Regions from separate parts of the Homo sapiens genome. Here region 2 is linked to region 1. The links are chromatin contacts, found by Hi-C in ENCODE. All regions are on one chromosome and are shown on one strand. Each heading gives the region's core, a stretch centred on a gene start or an enhancer-like site at or near the end of the contact. The rest is flanking DNA. Distances are from core to core; before and after follow the strand shown.

Region 1 (6,742 bases), core at 1,890-4,389:
CTCGGCTCACTGCAAGCCTTGCCTCCCGGGTTCATGCCATTGTCCTGCCTCAGCCTCCCGAGTAGCTGGGACTACAGGCGCCCGCCACCACGCCCAGCTAATTTTTTTATATTTTTAGTAGAGACGGGTTTTCACCGTGTTAGCCAGGATGGGTCTCAATCTCCTTACCTGGTGATCCGCCCGCCTCGGCCGCCCAAAGTGCTGGGATTACAGGCGTGAGCCACCGTGCCTGGCCCAGAAAAATTTTACTATTATTAATCAGGAATTACAGGATATGAGGGGAGATTGACTACTAGTAGTGTGTCTATTTTTAACAGTGTATCAGAATGTAATACTCTACAGCATGGCAGGCGTTGAAAGCATTTTCTGATGCCTACATAGAAGTAGACAGAGGCATGAGAGTGATTCAGTGCTCAGCTGTCTCTCCTTAGCTGTAATTTATGACTGTCAGCATTATTTCTCTTGGATAGTGAAAGAAAATTTTAATCCTTTTATAGTATCACATATTTTATAGAATTTGTTTGTGTCTCATTTTGACTTTGTAGCTCCCCAAACCCTAGAGAACATGGGAAGTAGTTAGCCTACTGTTATCTTTGTTGTGAGATTTTCATCTTTTATCATAAATAGAATAGCGAACTCTTTCTTTCAGTGAAGCACTCTTCCTCCTAGTCACACTTAGTGATTACAAAGTTCTGTTTTCTTTTATACAAATGCCAACATTTTTGTAACTTCTTGGCTTATGAAGAGTGAGTGTTTAGAGTTACCGGGAACCATGAAAAGGAAGATACCACCGGTGTTTATTTACTGAGATTTAATAAGAGAGTCATCAATATGGCATTTTCACCCTTTTCCTGCCGAAATCTGGGAGAGCTTTTGGTTGCATGTGCCTTTCAGGCTTAGCATTTGTAAAACAGAAACAGCTTGTGAGTTTTACCATAGGACAGGGCTTTCAGCAGAAATAGGTCTATCACAGTTACTGTGAATATGTGCACAGGAATCCTTGCTATGGTGGGAATGTTTGTTTGTTTACTTTTCATAACCAACAGCAAACAACTCTTCTCTGAAGAAATATATTTCTCCTCTGACTTTTGAGAAGATTTTAACGTTTTGCATGATGTGTAGATCACCTTTTGACCACAAATATATGTCACATCACATTGGACAGGTTTCAAATCACAACCGTGAAGTTCAACAGCATACTGATAAAAATGGCCATGCAACACTGTGAAGATTAACATGTAGCAAGCTCCCGGGTATATTAAGTGGTAATAATAAAAAAGGCAGAGTCTTAGGTGCCCCATAGTTCATGGTTTGCACCACATTTTCACACGAGTTTTGTAGATGTCTAACTACGGACACTAGCACCCATACTTTGGTGACAGGTCAAAAACCTTTTGGGAAATTAATATTACCCAAATGTGTTTTGGTGAAAGTCTATCCTTTCTGAGAAAAGTCCCGCCAACAAAATACAGAGAAATGAGTATGAAATTTAGGAATGAACCAAAAAAAAGTCATTTTGTGATGTTTACAAGTGGACAAGGAAGGAAGTCATTTTGGGCAAAGGGAACCCACATGCAAAGCCGTGTTATGAGAATATTGGATATTTGGCAAATGCCCCGAGTTTAGTGTGAATTTGTACACTGTTGATAAAGAGGAAGGAATGGAATCAGGAAATATGAAACGGTTAAAACGATTAAACTTGGTGACTAATAGAAGTAGTAAAGAAGAAAGGATTGGAAATATCCCAACCAACTGAGCTTATTAGTCACAGATGTTGGTGAATAAATCCCACCATGCCCCATCCATTCCTGACAAGCCCAATCAGGGTACAAAATCATGTGCTTTGGTGAGACCTAGAGATAAAGTTTCATGTCTCAGCTCTGTCAAAGTACTCTGTGTAACACTGGGAAAACAACTTCTGTGAGCTTTAAATTCAGCGTCTAGAAAATAATACTTATTTCTCAGAAATTTTGTAAAGATTAATTGTGGGAGAGAAGTCACTTTGAAATAATTATATAAATGCAAAATATATTATCTTCTTGTCCACTGCTACTAATTGTCAACATTAAAAATGTATATCTGCAAAATCAGTTCTTCTATGCTAAATTAAGAAATGCAGCACCGGCCAGGCACAGTGGCTCATGCCTGTAATTCCAGCAATTTGGGAGGCTGAGGCAGGTGGATCTCCTGAGGTCTGGAGATGGAGACCAGCCTGACCAACCTGGTAAAACCCTATTTCTACTAAAAATACAAATTAGCTGGACGTGGTGGTGCAGGCCTATAATCCTAGCTAAATGAGAGAATGAGGCAGGAGAATTGCTTGAACCCAGGAGGTGGAGGTTGCGGTGAGCCAAGATCGTGCCATTGCACTCCAGTCTGGGTGACAAGACCAAAACTCAGTCTGGAAAAAAACAAAAGAAAGAAAGAAAAGGAAAAGAAATGCAGCACCATGTCCCTAACTTTTTAGTTTTACTGTTGTAACAGTCTTTGAACACACGGCAGTTTTGCCAGGTTTGGGTCTCCCTCGGTGTTCAATTTCCTTCTCCAACTTGTAAATTTCTATTCTAAATAAAACAAGAGGTAATTATGGTTGAGTTCCTTTTTCTCTTAAGTTGGTTAATAAAAAGTGTAGAGTCCTTTATGCAAGTAAAATAAATGCACAAGCTAATAGTTTATTTTCTTTTCTTTGGTAACAAGAACAAGGAGATTTTTGTGAGGAAACAAAATACTTGTTTGCCAAGAATTTGTGATAATGTGTCAAAGGTGACTAATATCTTGAATCTCATCCAGACACCTACTACAGGGGAATTAAGGACACAGTAAAATAATGGCCATCTTATACCTGGGTTGGCTCCTAACATCAAATTATGATGTGGCTTGTGGACTAGGGAGCTGGGCCTGGCCATGCTAGCTTTGTGTGTGCTTTCCTTGCTCCTTTAAGCCAACACTAGAGAGAAAGCAGACTGAATAGTTGTGTTGCTATCTTCTCTGTGACCTACTTACTTTGGTATTCTAAATTTTTCAATTATATTAATGGAAAAAGGAGGAGAGCCCTAGAAGAGAGTGACCTGTGCCCTGTTTGTGAGCTCAGCCTCGTGCTGAACAGCCCTAACTCCCTGCCCCAAATGGGGAAATCCACGGGCCTGTGTAGATGTCTTGGCCACAAGGAAGTGAGGAGACCACAGGCCCGTGTAGTCATCTTAGCCACAAGGAAGTGAAGAGACTAAAGACAGTCTTTCTCTCCTAAAGCCTAGAGAAGAATTAGAATCGTGGGGAATTGATCCCAGGAATCTAGATTCTAACAGATTGCTCGAGTGAGCCTTCTCTACACTAAACTTCAAGAATATTTATGAAAAATTTCACCATCTTGTATGATACTTGTATTAGTAAATTAAATGTAGCTGTTAATAATCAGTAAGCACTTATCCATACTTCTAAGAAAATGAAAGTTCCCTCTAAAAGGAAAGGAACAAATTGAGAACTTATTATTTTCAAATATTGTCATACATTTATTTTTTCTTTTATTTGCTTCAGACAACTTAGAATTTCACTGTATAAACTAGTGTCATCCATGAGATTAGAGAAGAAACCTCACAGTTAAGCTCCTCTCATTTATTCCACAGCTTATTCTTATTTATAATCAGCTTGTTGTTGTTTGCTTCGTAGTTATTACTAAGTGGTTATCACTTTCATTAGACCTTGCTTAGAATGTCTTCGAATTTAAATCAGATATATTATTTTAGAGTGAGAACATATACCAACATTTGAAAGAATATATAAATATGTATTTGGTAATGGCAGCATTGCTAAAATAAATGTATGACCTTCTAAGTGACTGGTCTAAAAAGGGCATTGATGATAGGTTTAGTTCATATTAGAATTTCAAGCCTCTAGTTTTATAAACAATCTCTCTATTTGATTTCAATGTTAATGAAATACTCTGCTTTAGAATCATTCAGAAGATAGCATATACTATCACTAGCAAGCATTCACATGGCTTTAAGTGGGAGAGAAATACTAGAGGAAAACTAGAAAGCCTTTATCACCACTTCGTTTCCTGTTTTCCTCTTGTCTTTGGTGACGATTCAAGGTCTAAATATTTGAAGCTATGAAAAATTAAGAATATTCTCCAGAGGTTCAAATGAAGAGAGCTCTTACCTAGCCTGCAGCCTTGGTGGGGCCAAGATTGGCTCCTAGAATATTAGCTACTATGACTATCTTTCATTATCACCTCTTAGAGAAGGGAAGCATTAAACAACAAAGAATAAACCAGAATAAGACAAAGAAACATTTGGCTTAAAGATGAGTACGGAAGAAGAAATCTCTATAGAGACTCATCTAGGTCTGTGCTGTTCCGTGTGGTAGGCACAGCTAATGATCATATGCATTGAGGTTAGTATGAATGAGGAACAGAGTTTTTAAGTTTCTAACTTTAATTTTAATGAACTTATATTTAAGTTTAATAATCGGTACTATTTTTAATTATTGGAAAAAAAGTTAAGCTTATTGGGGGAACAACTCACCTCTGGAGATCTACTTTTTAAACTGTAAATTTTATGAAGCCTAATACCAACTAAGTATTTGTGATAAAATTTAGCATCCAAATTGAGATGTACTGGAAATGTAAAATACACACTAGATTTTTAAGACATAGTATGAAAAAAAGAATATAAAATTTTCACTAATATTTTGAAGTATGTTTACATGTTGCAATGATATATTTTGGGTATGTTGGGTTTAAAATAGGTTATTAAGATTAATTTCACCTGTTTCTTTTTACCTTTTTAATGTAGATACTAGAAAATTTAAAATGTGGCTTCTATTATATTCCTATGGGACAGTACTCATCCAGATGCTTATGACAGCCCAGATTTCTGTAGTGCTGGAAACTGAGAAGTCTGGTGTTCCCTGGTATTCATTTCAGTGCCATGGCTCTACAAGGGAATAAAAATGTATTAATCAGTGATGAAATATGTCCTTGGAAAATAATTTGAAAACTTTATTACTGAGAATACAGATTATTAACTAAATGGTAATAGTACTGTCCTAATAAGTACCAACTCATTAAAACAACTAGGAATATTTAGAGTGAGGACTGTATAAATGTTTACCAAAATGTTTTTCTTGTTCCAGATTTCCTTCTTATAACTTTTAAAGTAATTTATTTTAGTCAGGATTAACTAAGCAAAATATGTTGTTATAATTATATCACATGATGCATTTAAATTAAGCAATAACTATGAATCATCTCAGATGTGGAAAGCTCATGGCCTCAGAATGGAATATGGGGACTCATAAGACTTTTTTATTATGATGATACTTTAAGTTCTAGGGTACATGTGCACAACGGGGAGGTTTGTTACATAGGTATACATGTGCCATGTTGGTTTGCTGCACCCATCCACTCGTCATTTACATTAGGTATTTCTCCTAACGCTGTTCCTCCCCCAGCCTCCCACCCCCCCACCAACAGGCCCTGGTGTGTGATGTTCCCCACCCAGTGTCCAAGTGTTCTCATTGTTCAATTCCCACCTACAAGTGAGAACATGCGGTGTTTGGTTTTCTGTCTTTGTGATAGTTTGCTCAGAATGATGGTCTCTAGCTTCATCCATGTCCCTGCAAAGACATGAACTCATCCTTTTTTATGTCTGAATAGAATAGTATTCCATGGTGTATATGTGCCACATTTTCTTAATCCAATCTATCAGTGATGAACATCTGGGTTGGTTCCAAGTCTTTGCTATTGTGAATAGTGCCACAATAAACATATGTGTGCATGTGTCTTTATAGTAGCATGATTTATAATCCTTTGGGTATACACCTGGTAATGGGATGGCTGGGTCAAATGGTATTTCTAGTTCTAGATCTTTGAGGAATTGCCACACTGTCTTCCACAATGGTTGAACTAGTTTACAGTCCCACCAACAGTGTAAATGCATTCCTATTTCTCCACATCCTCTGCAGCATCTGTTGTTTCCTGACTTTTTGATGATGGCCATTCTAACTGGCTTGAGATGGTATCTCATTGTGGTTTTGATTTGCATTTCTCTGATGGCCAGTGATGATGAGCATTTTTTCATGTGTCTGTTGGCTGCATAAATGTCTTCTTTTGAGAAGTGTCTGTTCATATCCTTTACCCACTTTTTGATGGGGTTGTTTTTTTCTTGTGAATTTGTTTAAGTTCTTTGTAGAATTTGGATATTAGCACTTTGTCAGATGGGTAGATTGCAAAAATTTTCTCCCATTCTGTAGGTTGCCTGTTCACTCTGATGGTAGTTTCTTTTGCTGTGCAGAAGCTCTTTAGTTTAATTAGATCCCATTTGTCTATTTTGGCTTTTGTCACTACTGCTTTTTGTGTTTTAGTCATGAAGTCTTTGCCTATGCCTATGTCCTGAATGGTATTGCCTAGTTTTTTTTTCTAGGGTTTTTATGGTTTTAGGTCTAACATTAAAGTCTTTAATCCATCTTGAATTAATTTTTGTATAAGGTGTAAGGAAGGGATCCAGTTTCAGCTTTCTACATATGGCTAGCCAGTTTTCCCAGCCCTATTTATTAAATAGGGAATCCTTTCCCCATTTCTTGTTTTTGTCAGGTTTGTCAAAGATCAGATGGTTGTAGATATGCGGTGATATTTATGAGGCCTCTGTTCTGTTCCATTGGTCTATATCTCTGTTTTGGTACCAATACCATGCTATTTCGGTTACAGTAGCCTTGTAGTATAGTTTGAAGTCAGACAGTGTGA
Region 2 (6,670 bases), core at 3,643-6,142, 230 kb after region 1:
AGTAGGCAAACAAAAAAATAGAATAGCGGGAAGTCAAAGTACTTTTTTTAATGACACAGACTTTTAAGTATATCTCAGCACTGAATGAAATGATCCACTAAAGAGAGAAATTTAAAGATAGAGAAAGGATAGCTGGGCGTGGTGGCTCATGCCTGTAATCCCAGCATTTTGGGAAGCCGAGGCAGGTGGATCACCTAAGGTCAGGAGTTCGAGACTAGCCTGGCCAACATGGTGAAACCCCATCTCTACTGAAAATACAAAAATTGGCCGGGTGTGCTGGCAGATGCCTGTAATCCCAGCTACTCAGGAGGCTGAGGCAGTGGAATTCTTGAACCCGGAAGGCAGAGGTTGCAGCGAGCCAAGATCATGCCATTACAATCCCACCTGGGTGACAAGAGCAAAACTCCATCTCAAAAAACAAACAAAAAAAAAAAAGAAAAGGAAAAGAAAGAAAAGGAAAGAAAGAGAAGAGAGAAGAGATAATCAAGAGAAGGCTTATCACAACTATGTCTAAGTCTACCTTGTTTTCACAGCTATAAAATGGGGAAAAGAATATCTACCTCATAAGATTATACTACCAATTAAATAATATGGTGCGGGTAGAATGCTTAGTAAAATTTCTGGCACACAGAATGTGTTTAATAAATTGGTGCTTAAGATGAATCTAGCAGCTAACATACATATTAGTCTTATACATATTAGATGCTCAACAAGTATTCGTTAAATCTTGAGTGAACATGATTCTGGCACATAATTTTTGATTATTGGGAATATAAAAGATTCTGATGCATCTTACTGTATACTGGGTTATAGCTACACCTTGGATATTCACTGATTATAATGATGATATATGATGTTTGCTCTCTGATGATGTTGATGTTTTGGGTATTTGTTTTCACAGGGTACTATTTTTCTGCCTGGAAATAAAGTTTCTGAGCATCCCTGCAATGAAGAGAACCCAGGGAAGTTCCTTTTTGAAGTAGTTCCAGGTAAGATATTTTCCTAGTCTGATTAAATTATTGTCATCCTGTGTTGGTAAAGGTGAAGATGGGTCAGACAGGTTTCATTCTTTTTTGAATCATGACTGAGAACCTTAATTTGAGGCTTGGTTAGTGTTGACGCAGATAATGACTGCAGGTTTATATACTAGTACAAATGAATGCACTCACACACACATACTCTGACCACATAACTACTGGATTTTCATTTGTCCATGAGACTCCATAGTTGACCACAAGTCATGATACAGTATTTGTTCAGGACTATTGGAGATGAATTTGATTTTACAGCGCTCTTGTGATGTGAAATTTGACAAGGGGTTATAGGTTGAATGCTTTGCCCAGTGGAATCACTGACATATTTCCTCACAAAATTGTATCTTCAAGGAGGTTTTGCAAAAAACAAAAAAAAAAACAAAAAACAAACAAACAAAAAAAAACAACTCTTACTACTTAATACTTGTAATACTGACCAAGTATTACAGTTCTGTACCTCAGCTTTGCTCCCAACCAACCACTTCCACATGTTTTGCTGGTAGAGCTGAGGACAGCTCTGCCAAGACATCAAATCCCTCAGTTAAACTTTTGAAACATCCTTTCGTTTTTCCTAGTCATCTGTATTCATTCCTCTTAGTGAACCTGATCTCCACTAAAGTCTTTGACTAACCCAGCAACAATTCCTCCAAGGCCATGTTGTCTACCTCTTTGATCAATTCTTCAACTTTTCCTTATCCCTCAATGTAAGAAAAAGGGAGGTAGGAATCTGGCTCCGGTTGACCGTTTGTGTAATATTGATATTGATTTGATCACAGTCTAGGGTGGATGTGAATTTATTTGGGTAAGTAATGTGGAGTTCTTATCAATAATGCAGTCAATAAAATGTATTTTTCCTATATTTATATTAAATGCTGGGAATCTAAAATGGAAAAGCATATTTTCCCCTCGATGAAAACAGCTGTGGCACTAAGTTCATCTGGCTCATGATGGAATCCATGACTAAATGTGAATTAATGCAGCTGAAGTGCAGAAAGGTTAGTCAGATGCAATGTGTTATTTGTTTCCCTCCAGGGAGAACATATTTTAAGAAACCTGAATCTTATTTGCCTTATTAAAATCCTTTTATTCTTACTTCTTAGTGGAATACCCTGTATAGAACCAGATTCCAGATGTTACAAAGTCTTTGAAGTATCAGTAGAGGAAATGTCTTTTCCGATTTATTCTCAGACAATAGCGCATGTTGGCTTTTAAATCAGCGTGGTATTGAACTGATGGTTGACTCTTTATCTCCAATAATGCTAGAGGTCTACTTTTCCATTCAGTCTGCTAGCTGCAAGGAGGTTTCATCTTTTGGTGAAGAAGTTCTCAAGTAATATAGACGGATATTTTCAATACTGTTTTAGAGAGAGCCATGTCTTCAAGACCAGGAAGTAACAGATAAAACCTCTTCTCCAACATTGCTATTCTAAATCATCTGTTTCACATGCAGTGCGTATGACATAATGGCTTTTGATGAACAAAGCCTAAGAAGTTTAAGACTGTGTAATATGGAATATGAAGGTTGTCCTTTCAAACAAATTTATAGGAAATTCAAGCTTGCTTCTGTAATTATGGACTTAAATATAGTATGTGAGTAGATCATTTGAAAAGATGCTTCCTGAATTATTAATACAGTATGTAATAGCTGCTAAATTAGGTTTTATAATTCTAAATCATCTTACGGAGTGTGAAGAGAAGTGTTCCAAATGTATCTTTGAAGACAGAGCTGGAAAGACAAAGCACTACATTGAGAATCCAGTGTCTGTGTCATTCATCCTGGTCACTGGGGCTTTACTGGTGTGCCCTTGACATCAGGATGGCATTTCTAGGCAAATGCTTTTGTACTTCTGTGATAATGTGGGATCTGTATCAGGTTATTTTCATCAATATTTGCATTATTGGGGTTATTTAGGGATAACATAACAATTACTTTATCTTTGCAAATGGGAATGACAAGATAATATTTTTCAATTTTTTCAATGGTGTAATTGTTTAACATGATAATTTGGGATGTTACAACAGAGTGTTTTTATTTGTCAGAATGCATAGGAGGCAGCAAGGATTGCAGAAATGTGGTTGGTAATGTGTATAGAACCCTCGGCAGGCCGTGGGCCTACCTGGCAGCAGATCCTCATAAAGCATATTTATTCTAGATTGGCTTTCTCTATAAAATTCTTTCAATTGCCACTTCTGAAAATCTATCATAAAGATGATGCTTACAAACCCAACAAGTGTCTATCTTTACGGATAGCTAACTCAAGCCTAACTCTCCAGAGTTTATGAGTGAGTAGGAGAGGATTACATATTTTAATTTCATCTGCCCATAATGATTTCCAACAAAACTAACAAAAGCCTCTAGCAAGCTCTTTGCCATATATTTTAGCACTATATGCATACGTACACATTTGTGTGTGTGTTACGAATACAGTTTATCCATATGTGCACTGTATGTCCTTATAATTTTTCCATGTGTGTATATATATATATATATATATATATATATATATATATAGGAATTTTTATTTTGTTTTATTTTTGCTTTTGCTTTATGCTGAAATATCCCATGAAACCAAGGAAAATCATATTAAAAAAACAAGAATTTTCAATAAAATTGAGCGTCTCAGGTCTTTGTGTATTACTTATTTATATTTGTTTACAAATTATATTTGTATGCATATTTTAGGCTTTTGTAAAAACCTATCTGAAAATAAATCTACCATGTTTTAGGGTTGATTTCCTATAGATTCATTATCCTATGAAATGAATTATCTCTCTGAATAATGCCATGAGTTATAGATTTTTCGCTCCAAATTTTTCCTATTTCTCTACTTGTTATTCAAAGGGATATCAGCCAAATTGGCAAATTTGAAGTCTTCTCTTTCAGACATGCCAAATTTTAGACTGAAGTGAACTATTATGGCCAAAGTCCAAGCTTTTGGGAAATGTGGTTGAGAAAGAAAGATTGGCAAATCTTTAATGAACAGTTCTTGAAGAAAGAACATGCAGTTGGTTTCTGCTTCTCTAAATGTGTTCTAGTTGAATTTTCCTTGAAATGTTTTAAAAAAATAAAGAGTAGTTATTGGAATAATGATGCCTTAGCTTTCTTAGGAAAGAAGTTTCTCAGAGAAAAAAATAAAATGACAAAGAAACAGACAAGAAATAGGCAAAACAAGACAAAGGAGGACTATATGTATCTCCATATATTTAGAAACCACATCTTTCTTGCTTTTTACTGTATACCTAACACCTGGAAATAGCACAGTATAACATATGGTGCTAAACAAATATTTCTTGAAGTGCATATATTTACCAGGCTTATGGAAGAATCTCAGTCATATGAAACTGCCCCCACTCTGCTATGTTGAACTATTTCCTGTTGCATAGGACCTTTTCTCCCCTGTTCCCGCAAAGACCTCTTTGTCACTCTAGTGGCAAAAGTGAAGAGAAACTCCTTACATGTTTCCTTTCCTACTTTTCTGCCTTCCTTTCTGATGATGAGACCAAGAGACGGATGGAAGAAGGTAGAGATCTTCCTACACAGATGATACTGCTGGGGCATAGCCCCTTCACACTGACTGGTCGTTACAGACTTTCCTCTCTAAAGGCTGAATCTTTCACAGATGCATTTGTGGATTTTTCAGGGTCTCTGGAATTAGAAATCCACTTCACATGCTAGTATTCTCCCAGCATTGGGATAGTCCTGTTGGATGGGATACAGCGAAAGGCCTCAAAGGCCAGCTGCTTGCTTTGTGTTTATTCAGCAACTAGGAAACTCATGTACCCTGGCCTGCAACGTAAGGGAAATGCAGGCTGTTCCACTGTTGCTGCCTCCTTTGGCTTGTCACTTTCTCCAGGGGTTATCAGCTTCAGTGCCCAGCAAGGTCAGTGGCTTGCCAAGCTTCAGAGGCCATCATGAGTCCCTGACTTAGAGAAGGAGTGAGTCACTGTTCTAACACACATCAAAATTTACCAGCAATACTCTTGTTCTGATAGTTGGGAGAATTCCTAGTCCTCCCCCTCAAAAACCAGTGCTGATTTTGAAAACTGCTTCCTCCAAGTAGCACTTCCTCTTTTCTAGTTTCCCCCTCAAAACAGTCAGGGCCATTTGGGTTCTCAGAAGTGCAATGCTTTCTCTCAGTAAACCTGGCAGAGAAGTGGCTAGGTGCAATTTCCATCGGTCTTTTCAGCTTAGAATGTGGAGTTTTAGCCTCTTTTGGGGGGTGGGGGGTGGACCTTAGCTGCAGTTCCTGGATAATGGGGATAAAACGTTTTATTTACATCTATCTATAATCTTAGATTGGATTCCAGGAAACACGCTGATGGAGAATGACATTAGATTGTCATGGGAAAGGTTCTCCGAAGATATTTTTTCTGCAAGAAAGTGAGGAAAGCAGGATGCGACAGGAACACCTGCCCTGCAACGCTGTAGCAACTGAAGTCTTAGCTGATCCAGTGGGGTCCCCTGAGGCGGTGATCCCTCTCAAGTTTGCTTCAAACTGAGGGGCTGGGGCTTTGTTTCCTCTTGCTAACTAGTCATTGATTGGGAGCAGGAAGACAGATAAACTTGGGTGAAGCTGTTCCTGCTGCGTTGTAGAACAATTCCCATGAGAATCTCTTTGTGCCTTCAGCAACCAATATACCAGTCTTTGGGATCTAGAGAGAGTACTACAGTATCCGTTATAATGTCTGTAGCCTTATCAGTATCTAGACATCTGTATTCCAGGCAATGTTCCAGGCTGTTTGCACGTATCGCTTTATTTAATCCTTACTACAACTCTATGAGGCAAGCAATGTCATTATCTTTATTCTGCAAACGACAGATCTGAGGCACAGAGAAGTAATTTGATCCAGGTTAAAAAGCTAACACTGGGCCAGGCGCTGTGGCTCACGCCTGTAATCCCAAAATTTTGGGAGGCCGAGGTAGGGGTATCACCTGAGGTGATCCTGAGGTTGGGGCTTGGATCCAAGGTGGGGGGATCCTGAGGTTGGGACTTGGAGACCAGCCTGACCAACATGGAGAAACCCCGTTTCAATAGAATATTAAAACACAAAATTAGCTGGGCGTGTTGGTGGGCGCCTATAATCCCAGCTACTCAGGAGGCTGAGGCAGGAGAATCCCTTGAACCCAGGAGGCGGAGGTTGTGGTGAGCAGAGATCTCACCATTGCACTCCAGCCTGGGTGACAGAGTGAGACTCCATCTCAAAAAATAAAGTAAAAAAGGCCTGGAGCCTATTTTCTGAAATATGAGCATGTGAAGTTATTTTTTGAACTGGAATGGATACACTGGTATCTTTCCAGACTCATTCATTAAGAATGAGAATTTTGGCACTTGATAAGAGTAGGCATTTTTGTTTTTTAGCACCTATTTATAATACAATATATAATACAAATAGGCACTAGATAGAGATGCCCACTTACAGTTCTTTTGAAAGCATGTTCTAAGGCTACAACAATCCCATCATGAAAAAGTGGGGAGAAACAGACATTTTCCAGCAGTGATCTTCCTTATTATGAATAAAGGTAACAAAGGTGGATTCTACGGATGGAGTGCTTTCTTATAGACAACTGTCAACGCTCTGGGATCCAATTCTCTTTCATTACCGAGTATACATTGCTGAAATTGTTCTCAGCTTCT

What was found. A loop is a pair of places that touch in the nucleus more often than their neighbours do. Pooled maps may share reads with other maps.
Region 2: a loop to region 1 is called in a pooled map of posterior vena cava, with 2.2 times the contacts of the local background. The contact joins two enhancer-like sites. A Hi-C loop is called at or near these places in 1 of 168 maps with a recorded cell type or tissue (right cardiac atrium) and 8 of 50 pooled maps.

What each region holds. Positions count from the first base shown.
Region 1 is chr4:85,495,417-85,502,158 of GRCh38, forward strand. All of the region lies in intron 1 of ARHGAP24 (Rho GTPase activating protein 24), which reads left to right. Among named protein-coding and RNA genes, the nearest start is that of ARHGAP24, 24 kb to the left of the region's middle. RefSeq lists an enhancer at 2,986-3,035. Within about 2 kb of position 3,140, at least 19 of the 41 ENCODE cell types and tissues checked have a DNase peak (open chromatin) inside an H3K27ac peak, as active enhancers do.
Region 2 is chr4:85,720,984-85,727,653 of GRCh38, forward strand. It overlaps ARHGAP24 (Rho GTPase activating protein 24), which reads left to right. Exons shown (of 10, transcript NM_001025616.3): 3 at 902-989. LOC124900728 (a long non-coding RNA gene) reads left to right here and starts at 1,007. Exons shown (of 2, transcript XR_007058169.1): 1 at 1,007-2,029; 2 at 2,135-3,661. MIR4451 (microRNA 4451) reads left to right here and starts at 1,485; the gene lies at 1,485-1,550. Within about 2 kb of position 4,893, at least 17 of the 41 ENCODE cell types and tissues checked have a DNase peak (open chromatin) inside an H3K27ac peak, as active enhancers do.